Linked DNA regions of Homo sapiens: region 1 is linked to region 2. Evidence: chromatin contacts called from ENCODE Hi-C or POLR2A ChIA-PET data. All regions are on one chromosome and are shown on one strand. Each heading gives the region's core, a stretch centred on a gene start or an enhancer-like site at or near the end of the contact. The rest is flanking DNA. Distances are from core to core; before and after follow the strand shown. Region 1 overlaps TMEM178B (transmembrane protein 178B). Region 2 overlaps AGK-DT (AGK divergent transcript).

What was found. Hi-C counts contacts between places; a loop is a spot of excess contacts on that map. ChIA-PET counts read pairs that join two places held with the same protein, here RNA polymerase II (POLR2A). Pooled maps may share reads with other maps.
Region 1: a map of Right ventricle myocardium inferior shows a loop between it and region 2 (4-fold over the local background). The contact joins two enhancer-like sites. A Hi-C loop is called at or near these places in 2 of 168 maps with a recorded cell type or tissue (Right ventricle myocardium inferior and heart left ventricle) and 8 of 50 pooled maps. POLR2A ChIA-PET finds 5 or more read pairs at or near these places in 1 of 52 experiments (WTC11).

Annotation. Positions count from the first base shown.
Region 1 is chr7:141,360,771-141,365,117 of GRCh38, reverse strand. The region is part of intron 2 of TMEM178B (transmembrane protein 178B); the gene reads right to left. Among named protein-coding and RNA genes, the nearest start is that of AGK-DT, 190 kb to the left of the region's middle. RefSeq lists an enhancer at 1,092-1,881. Within about 2 kb of position 2,339, at least 2 of the 41 ENCODE cell types and tissues checked have a DNase peak (open chromatin) inside an H3K27ac peak, as active enhancers do.
Region 2 is chr7:141,530,938-141,535,026 of GRCh38, reverse strand. All of the region lies in intron 1 of AGK-DT (AGK divergent transcript), which reads left to right. Among named protein-coding and RNA genes, the nearest start is that of AGK-DT, 18 kb to the left of the region's middle. Within about 2 kb of position 1,551, at least 2 of the 41 ENCODE cell types and tissues checked have a DNase peak (open chromatin) inside an H3K27ac peak, as active enhancers do.

The DNA.
Region 1 (4,347 bases), core at 1,090-3,589, 170 kb after region 2:
AAGAAATGAGGAGATGGGGTTTCTGAGACGGGCCTACAGGCCCCCCAAGTCAGTCTTTGCCACTATCACTAGGCTACAGATGTGTTTCGTTTAGTCCAGAAAAGGTTTTAAAATTCTTTTAATGAGTTACAACATCAATAAGTCAGGAGGCATTACGTTCAAATATGGACTTCCAGATTTTATTGAAAAACCAGAAGATGTGGCAACATTTGGCCTATATTCTCACACAGCATCATGAGTCAAAGCTGAGAAGCAGCAGCAGGCATTATCCTCAGTCCCCTCCACTCCCTATTGCCCCACGCAGAGGCTGAGGGAATTTCCCTTTACATTACTCTTACAGGGCTGCTTTTCTGACATCCAGCCCACTCCATTCTTTGGGTTACCTACCTGGCCTGTAGTGTGGTCATTTCACTGTGTGATCCCTGGCCCAACTTTTTTTTTTTTTTTTTTTTTTTTTTGAGACAGAGTCTCACTCTGTCACCCAGGCTGGAGTACAGTGGCATGATTTTGGCTCACTGCAACCTCTCCCTCCTGGGTTCAAGCAATTCTCCTGCCTCAGCCTCCCGAGTAGCTGGGACTACAGGCACGTGCCACCATGCCCGGCTAATTTTTTGTATTTTGGGTAGAGACGGGGTTTCACCGTGTTAGCCAGGATGGTCTCGATCTCCTGACCTCAGGATCCGCCCACCTTGGCCTCCCAAAGTGCTGGGATTACAGGCGTGAGCCACCGTGCCCAGCCCCAACTTTTTAATGTGTTCCTAATACTTGGGAACAAATATCTGGGAGAGGTATTTTCTTTGAAAGGGAGTATAGCCCAGAAGCACAGTACAATTGAACGCATCTCTAACTGAACTAAAATGATACAGCTACTGGGAAATTATTTTAGGGCAGGAAAGGGGAACTGCTCACTTTGCAAAGTAGCATTTGAAGGAGTTAGTCATAGGACAAGTGAAAAGAGGCCACATTTTTTGTTGTAGGCAGAAAACACATAAATCTATTACTTCTAGAAGATGGAAAGCTGTAACTACACCTAAACATAGTATAGATACATTCATGGGTGAGAAAAGCCTAAACAGATATTAGGAGTAAGTCAAGGTGATGTATGAAGCCTTCTTAACCTTTATTTTTTTTTCAATTTTAAATTCTTTAATATTTAATATTTTTATTTTTTATTTTCATTTTTAAATATTCTTATTTCTTTTTTATTATTTTATTTATTTATTTTTTAGAAACAGGGTCTCACTTTGTTGCTTAGGCTGAAGTGCAGTGGCGCAATCACGGCTCACTACAGCCTCAACCTCCTGGGCTGAAAGGGTCCTCTACTTAACTTTGAGAATAGCCTCAGGAAGGTTGAGCACATCTCCTGTGTGTCCAGGCTTATCTTTATTCAAAACAGCACTTTGTTTCAAATGAGCAACTACAAGAGACCTAACTTCCACAGAACTCTCTGTTTTCCACTTCTGAAGATAAACGAAGGACAGAAGGGGATAATTCTTCGTGACACACCAACCTCATCTCAGGAAAACATTCAGCCTCAGAGAGCAGAAATAGCACTGCAGTTAGAATCAGAGAATTGCGTTCAAGTCCTGGTCTCCCACCCATGAGCCTGACCCTGGCCAATCACTTCACTGATCTTCAATTTCTCTCACGTGAAAATTAAAATACTTCCGTCAACTCCAGAAGGTTACTTACTGGGAGGGTCCTACAAGGCCACGTGTGGAAGCACTCTGTGAACTAAGTTACGATATCTTGAGAAACTGACACCCAAAAGATATGTGCAATAGACTCAGGGAAGAAAGTGATGTGTGATGTATTTTGCTCAAAATATTTTGGCTCTCAACAGCAAGATCCTAAAGGAATTCTTAACTGTTTACTAACCCAGCAAAGGCGAATCCCGAAGGTTTGTGCCAGTCCCATTCACAAGTCACAACATGCTGACTCACATTAACACTCGCTCGCTCTTTTTTCCAAGCATTAATGAGCTATTTGGTGTTAGGGCCCTTGGGACTTTTCCGATGATTTTTGTCTCCTTTAAATTTTCCGCCTTGCCAATTTTCCAGAATCCACTGGCATGGGAGCTCTCGGCCTGCTCTGTCTCCAGAGGACAGACCCGTCTTTATCTTCCCAGCCTTTGCTATACCTGCTCAAACAATTTCCCTTTGCCATGGTTCCGGCCATATCTGACCTCATGAGCACTTTTCCAGATGGCCAGCCAGAGGTGTGCTGTATCTGGATGACATGCACTGACCCCTGAGTGTCTCTGTCGCTCCAGGAGAAATGGCTACAGCCCGGGTGGTTTCCTTTCCACTTCTCCTGTAACTTTCAAACTGCTCATTGCATCTCTGCCCAGCTGAGGTGGGGGAACTCACAGATGCTTTCCCAATTAGTCATGGATGTCCAGATTCCAGGCCCTAAGCCAGTCCTTCAGCCAGAATGCCAGCAAAGTTATGATGCTGACCTCAAAGCACCAAATGCCCCCACAGAGTGATGATTCTTAGATTTGACACTTTCATCATAAAATTATCTAGTCCTCCTTGTTCCACAGAGCACTTTTCTTTTAGTGGATATATTAATTGTCTGACCAATTAATAGGTCTTTTTTTTAAAAAAAAAAGTGCATGTGTTATGCTTTCTTGCTTAGGAGAGAATCAAAGAGGAAAGCAGCGGTTTTATAGGCACCATGGGGACAGCATTTTACTATGAAGCATGAGAGATGATCAGGCTGCAGGCAACTTGTCTGTACACTTCAAAGCCAAAACAGGTCCACTTTGTCATGACTATGGTGCCATATGTTTATTTTCTTGCATTGGAATTGAGTGATTTTTGTCCCAGCAAATGGCCCTGGTGGGGCACCCTCTGCCAATACAAAGTAAAGGGCCTACTGCTGACACCCAGGACTTCCTCAGTGCCAGACGAAGATTGCAAATCATATCTTAATCTGTGGGGCCTGTTGAAAAGCACTAATTGTGACCTCCAGAATTCTCTGCCATGACTCGATGCGCTAATTAGCAATGGCATTTGTCAGACTAGCTGTCTTAGAGGAAAGGGGTCTGGAAAGCTGAATTAATTTAGCCATTGCCACGCACTAAAGATGTTTTGCCTTGTAAGAAAAATCAACCTTATCACCTTCCCTTTTCCAAGAAGGGTGAGTTTGAAAGTGTCACAAAGACAAATTTCCATTTGTGGTCTGTAGTACAGTTATAGTAGGGTTTGCAAATTCTAAGGCCTACAGGTGCTGGTAGGCAGCTAATTTTAATGATGAAGTGGGCTGGGTGTAAGAAACATGCAGCCTACTCTATCTTTTCTTTTGTTTTCCTACTCTTGAGAGAGACAGTCTCAATTATGAGAAAAATAACATTGCAAGAGTGATGATAGATAAACTAACACTCAGCCTCGGTGTCATGGAGACAATCAAGAGAGGGTGATGGTGGCAAACTAGAGAGAACACATGAGGCTAAAACGGGACAAGGGTTACTCTGCTCTGACCACTGTGTCATGCAGAAATATTGCCAGGATGTCATGTCATGCAGGCCTAATATTGCCAGGATGGCTAATTTTTAAAAAGAGATCAGAAACATAGATTTTTATGTAAAATCTCCTGATTTTTAAATGTTGGCAACTAATCTTTTAAACATGTAAAGTGTGTACATCAAACAATACACATCTTACCAAACCAGGACCTCTCATTCTCCTCTCCCCCAACTGTGCTTGGACATAGAGAAATTGAAGATTTTTCCATTTCAAAGATTTTTTTTTTAGTACTGGTTTTACAGGACATTCTTCAAATTACTTGGTGCTCCATTTGGGTTGCTTGTCTACTTCCTGCTTCCCCACCCTAAAGCCTAGAGGGATGGTGAAGACAAATGGCCCTGTGATACTTGCTTCTGATACAACTCCAGTAAAGGAGCAAGGACCACCAGCCAGTGGCAGGACATTCCCAAGCCAGTGTTTGAGACTGGCCTCTCTTGAAATACCAGACTGCTTCCCTTGAAACAGTTATTATTCTGACACACAGTCCTGGAAAATGTACATGAGATGCCCCTACCTTTCCTGGCTTAATGCTTTTGACCTTTTCTTCTGTCTGCCCAGAGAAGACCTATTCATTGATTGTTCCCTTCTTGGAGGCCTCTTCTGGCTGAGTGGCCCAGTGATTAATGTTCTCTTTGCTGACTGGTCTTACAGCTCCCAAGAATTACCAAATCACTTTTTTTTTTCTTCCACCATGGAGTATTGGATGGTATTTTGTTCCTAAAAATGTCCTCTAAAATGTTTGATTCTTACTTATCAGTACACCTATAAACCAAAACGTAGAACTTGATTCCAACCTAAATCCCAGATGGAAATCACA
Region 2 (4,089 bases), core at 302-2,801:
GCCCAAGGACTATTTTGGAAGACTGAATCCTCATTCAGTTCACAGCTATCTCTCTAGTCCAGATCGCTCCAATCAGGCTCTCCAGCATATTATCTTCCAGACCAGCACTAATCACTGTGTGCTTTATAGAGCACTATTTCAGAGGAGAGTTAATAGATATACGTACACACTCAAAAAAAAAAACCCCGAGAAAGAACAATAATTCCATGAGTGTTGCTAAACATGTATGTTTATATTAGAATTCAATAGGACTGTGGATATACAAATGAGCATAGTGAATTTTCAAAAGGATATTATAGTACACAGCATTGTATGTGGTATTTAAGTTGGAAATAAAACTCAGACTTCTGGACTTCGAGTCTAGTGGATTCAAGAGGTCTGGTAGAAATACTACTTGACTTCAAGACAGAAAGTCCACTTTCAATTTCCAGCTCTTCTGTTTAGTGTCTATCTAGGGGTGGTTATTTACAATTTCTGTCTTTCTTTCTTCATCTATATAAAGATAATTATTTGACTTACCTCATAGTGTTAATCATAAAGATTAAATTAGTATATGTAAAATCACCTAGTCAATATCTGATGCTGAATAAATGTAAGTTCTCCATTTAATTCCAAACCACATTCTCTTAAAGAAAAGGCAGATTTTAAAATTTCATTGTGAATTGTATAACTAATATAATCACCATGAATTATCAACAAATTAACTGCAATCTAATTAATATTTACAGTATTACATATAGAAACTGACCTAATTTAAGGTCAGTTAACAAGTAAAAGGAATATGAGTTAACATTATACATAAGATATTTAATGTATATATAACACATGAATTGCCATTCACATTATGAACATTCTAGGGAATTCTAGTTCCTGCATGAGACAGACAGAATGACCCAAGCCTTTAGGGGAACACTGTAGTTTGTGAGTTTAGAATAGAAATGAAGCTTATTGATCCATTGGTAGGAGAATATCAGTGCAATTGTAGCAAAACAAAGCAAATATTGAAAGAAAAGGGGTACTTTGAAGCAGCATAGCAAAAGAAAAGGCACACTCCACACAATTCAAGTTCTTGCCTCATATATTGGACATTTGACCTTGGACATTTCGTAGGGTTTTACTTGCTTTAAATATGAAATGGAAATAACACTTCCCCTGCCTGGCGGCAGGGGCTGGATCAGATTCTCTTTTTCCCTTCTTGGTGCTGCATTTCCTTTGCACGGCTTTAACTTTTGATCTTGGCCTCATTGTCCAAAACTACTCAATGTCCAAAACTGCAAAACGGTATGGGCAACTACAAAATCCTACTACTAACTGTGTATGTAATTGCTGAGATTAAGTTTTGTGACTTAGAATTCTCTGATGTGAATCCTAAAGCTCTCAATTTGCTCATTATGCCCACATAGTCTCTTATCTTAGACCTTAAGAGGAAAGTTTTAATCCTTGCAGCTTTAAACCAAGGCATTTGAATCTTAGTCGGTTGCTTTGGTAGTGCAGCCAGCCTGAAGAGCACACCACTAGGTGGCGCTGAAGATCCGGCTGTAGAAGGAGAATTGTCCATAAACAGAAAAGCGTTTTTCCCTCTGGGTTCCTCTATTAGCCAGCGCCAGCCTAGTGTTTGCTTTATTGTCAGGGATCTTGGAGATGTCTTGGCTTGAGTCTGACGCAAATAGTCCCCCTGCAGTGCTCAGCAGTTTGTAAAGGGGGTCTGGGGCCTGGCAATAGTCTCTCAAAGGCCTTATGAAAAGATCATTAATGACCCTCACTTTCTGCCTCCTCCCTCCACCTTCCCTCAGTCCCCAAGTCTGGCGGCCTATCCTGTGCTTCTTCAACCATTCATTCAAGCATCTACTGCATGCTTTTTTTTTTTTTTTTTTTTTTTTTTTTTTTTTTTTTTTTTTTTTTTTTGAGACGGAGTTTCGCTGTCGTCACCCAGGCTGGAGTGCAATGGTGCGATCTCGGCTCACTGCAACCTTCGCCTCCCAGGTTCACTGCTTCAGCCTCCTGGATAGCTGGGATTACAGGCACGCGCCATCACGCCCAGCTAATTTTGGATTTTTAGTAGAGACAGGGTTTCACCATGTTGGCCAGGCTGGTCTCGAACTCTTGACCTCAGGTGATCTGCCTGCCTCGGCCTCCCAAAGTGCTAGGATTACAGGCGTGAGCCACCACACCCAGCCTATTGCATGCTCTTATGGATCAGGCATACAGCTAGTAGTGCTGTGGTTTGAGAGACACATAACTTTAGCATTTCTTTCTCGATCTGCCATTAGTACCGAACCCAGGTACGGTGCATTAGGGTGACTGCTCAGGCTCTGCACTTAGGGGATCAGGCTGCTGGCAGCTAAGCTGTATTTCAAGGATGGGATAGAGTGGATATATTGTGTTTCTTATATTTACAACCAGCCCAGAATCCCTCCCTCCTCCAAAACACAACATCTGCATGAGGGCCTATAGCCTCCGTCCATCCTCCCATATCCATCTTCCATTCTTCACCTTTTTTTTTCTCTTTCGCATAGCTCTTGATACTATTTTAATTGAACTCTAAGGCAATGTAGTCTTTGGTCATTTTTTTTTAAGTAAAAAGTCTGTTGGGAATACACTTATAAATTGGAATATTACTCAGCAATGAAAAGAAATGAGCTATCAACCTATCAATTAAAAGACATGGAGGTGACTGGGTGCTGTGGCTCATGCCTGTAATCCCAGCACTTTGGGAGGCTGAGACACGCAGATCACTTGAGGTCAGGAGTTCAAGACCAGCCTGGCCAACATGGTGAAATCCCCATTTCTACTAAAAATACAAAAATTAGCCAGGTGTGGTGGTGTGCACCTGTAATCCCAGCTACTTGGGAGGCTGAGGCAGAAGAAATGCTTGAACCCAGGAAGCGGAGGTTGCAGCCTGGGTGACAGAGTGAGACTCCATCTCAAAAAAAAAAAAAAAAAGAAAAAAAGACAAGACAAGACATGGAGGAAACTTAAATGCATATTGCCAAGTAAAGGAAGCCAATCTGAAAAGGCTACATACTGTATGATTCCAACTATATGATGTTCTGGGAAAGACAAGGCTATGGAGACAGTAAAATGATCAGAGGTTGCCAGAGGTTCAGGGGGAGAGAGGAGGAGATAAATAGGCAGAACACAGGGGATTTGTGGGGCAGTGAAACTATTCTGTGTAATACCATAGTGGTGGATACGTGTCATACATTTGCCAAAACCCACAGAATGTACAACACAAAGAATAAACCCTAATGTAGACTATGGTTGTTAATTAATAATGATATAGCAATATTGGCTCTTCAATTGTAACAAATTGTTGCAAGGAGTTAATAATAGGGGAAACGGGATGAAGTAGAGAATATATGGGGACTCTACTTTCTGCTTAATTTTTCTGTAAACTAGAAAAGTCGATTAATTTTTACAAATGCCTGAGAGGGGCTGGGCGCAGTGGCTCACACCTGTAATCCCAGCACTTTGGGAGGCCGAGGCGGGTGGATCACCTGAGGTCAGGAGTTCGAGGCCAGCCTGACCAACATGGTGAAACCCATCTCTACTAAAAATACAAAAAATTACCTGGGTGTGGTGGTAGGCACCTGTAATTCCAGCTACTTGGGAGGCTGAGGCAGGAGAATTGTTTGAACCTGGAGGCGGAGGGTTCAGTGAGCCGAGATGGTGCCACTGCACTCCAGCCTGGGTGACAGTGTGAGACTCCGTCTCAAAAAAAAAAAAAAAAAAAAAATGAAAAGCCTGAGAAGAAAAGCCTCATATTTACATGGTGCTTTACAGTTTTCAGATTACTCCATTTGATTCTCACAAGAACATCGTAAATGGAAAAGACTAGAATTGCCCTGAGTTCACAGATTGGTCATCGAGGTCAAAGAAATCAAGTGACTTCTGGAGGCCACACAGCTAATAAACAGCAAGGCAATGACTTGAACCCAGGTCTTCTGGTTCCAGGTCCAGAGCTCTTTTCTCTATATTCTAAACACTTGCAAGCAGGGGAAATGTTATCAGTCCCCTACACTCTCCAGTGACTATTCTGTGTCTTTCCTAGGGTTTTAGGTGAGCTCAATTTGATAGAGGTATACAACA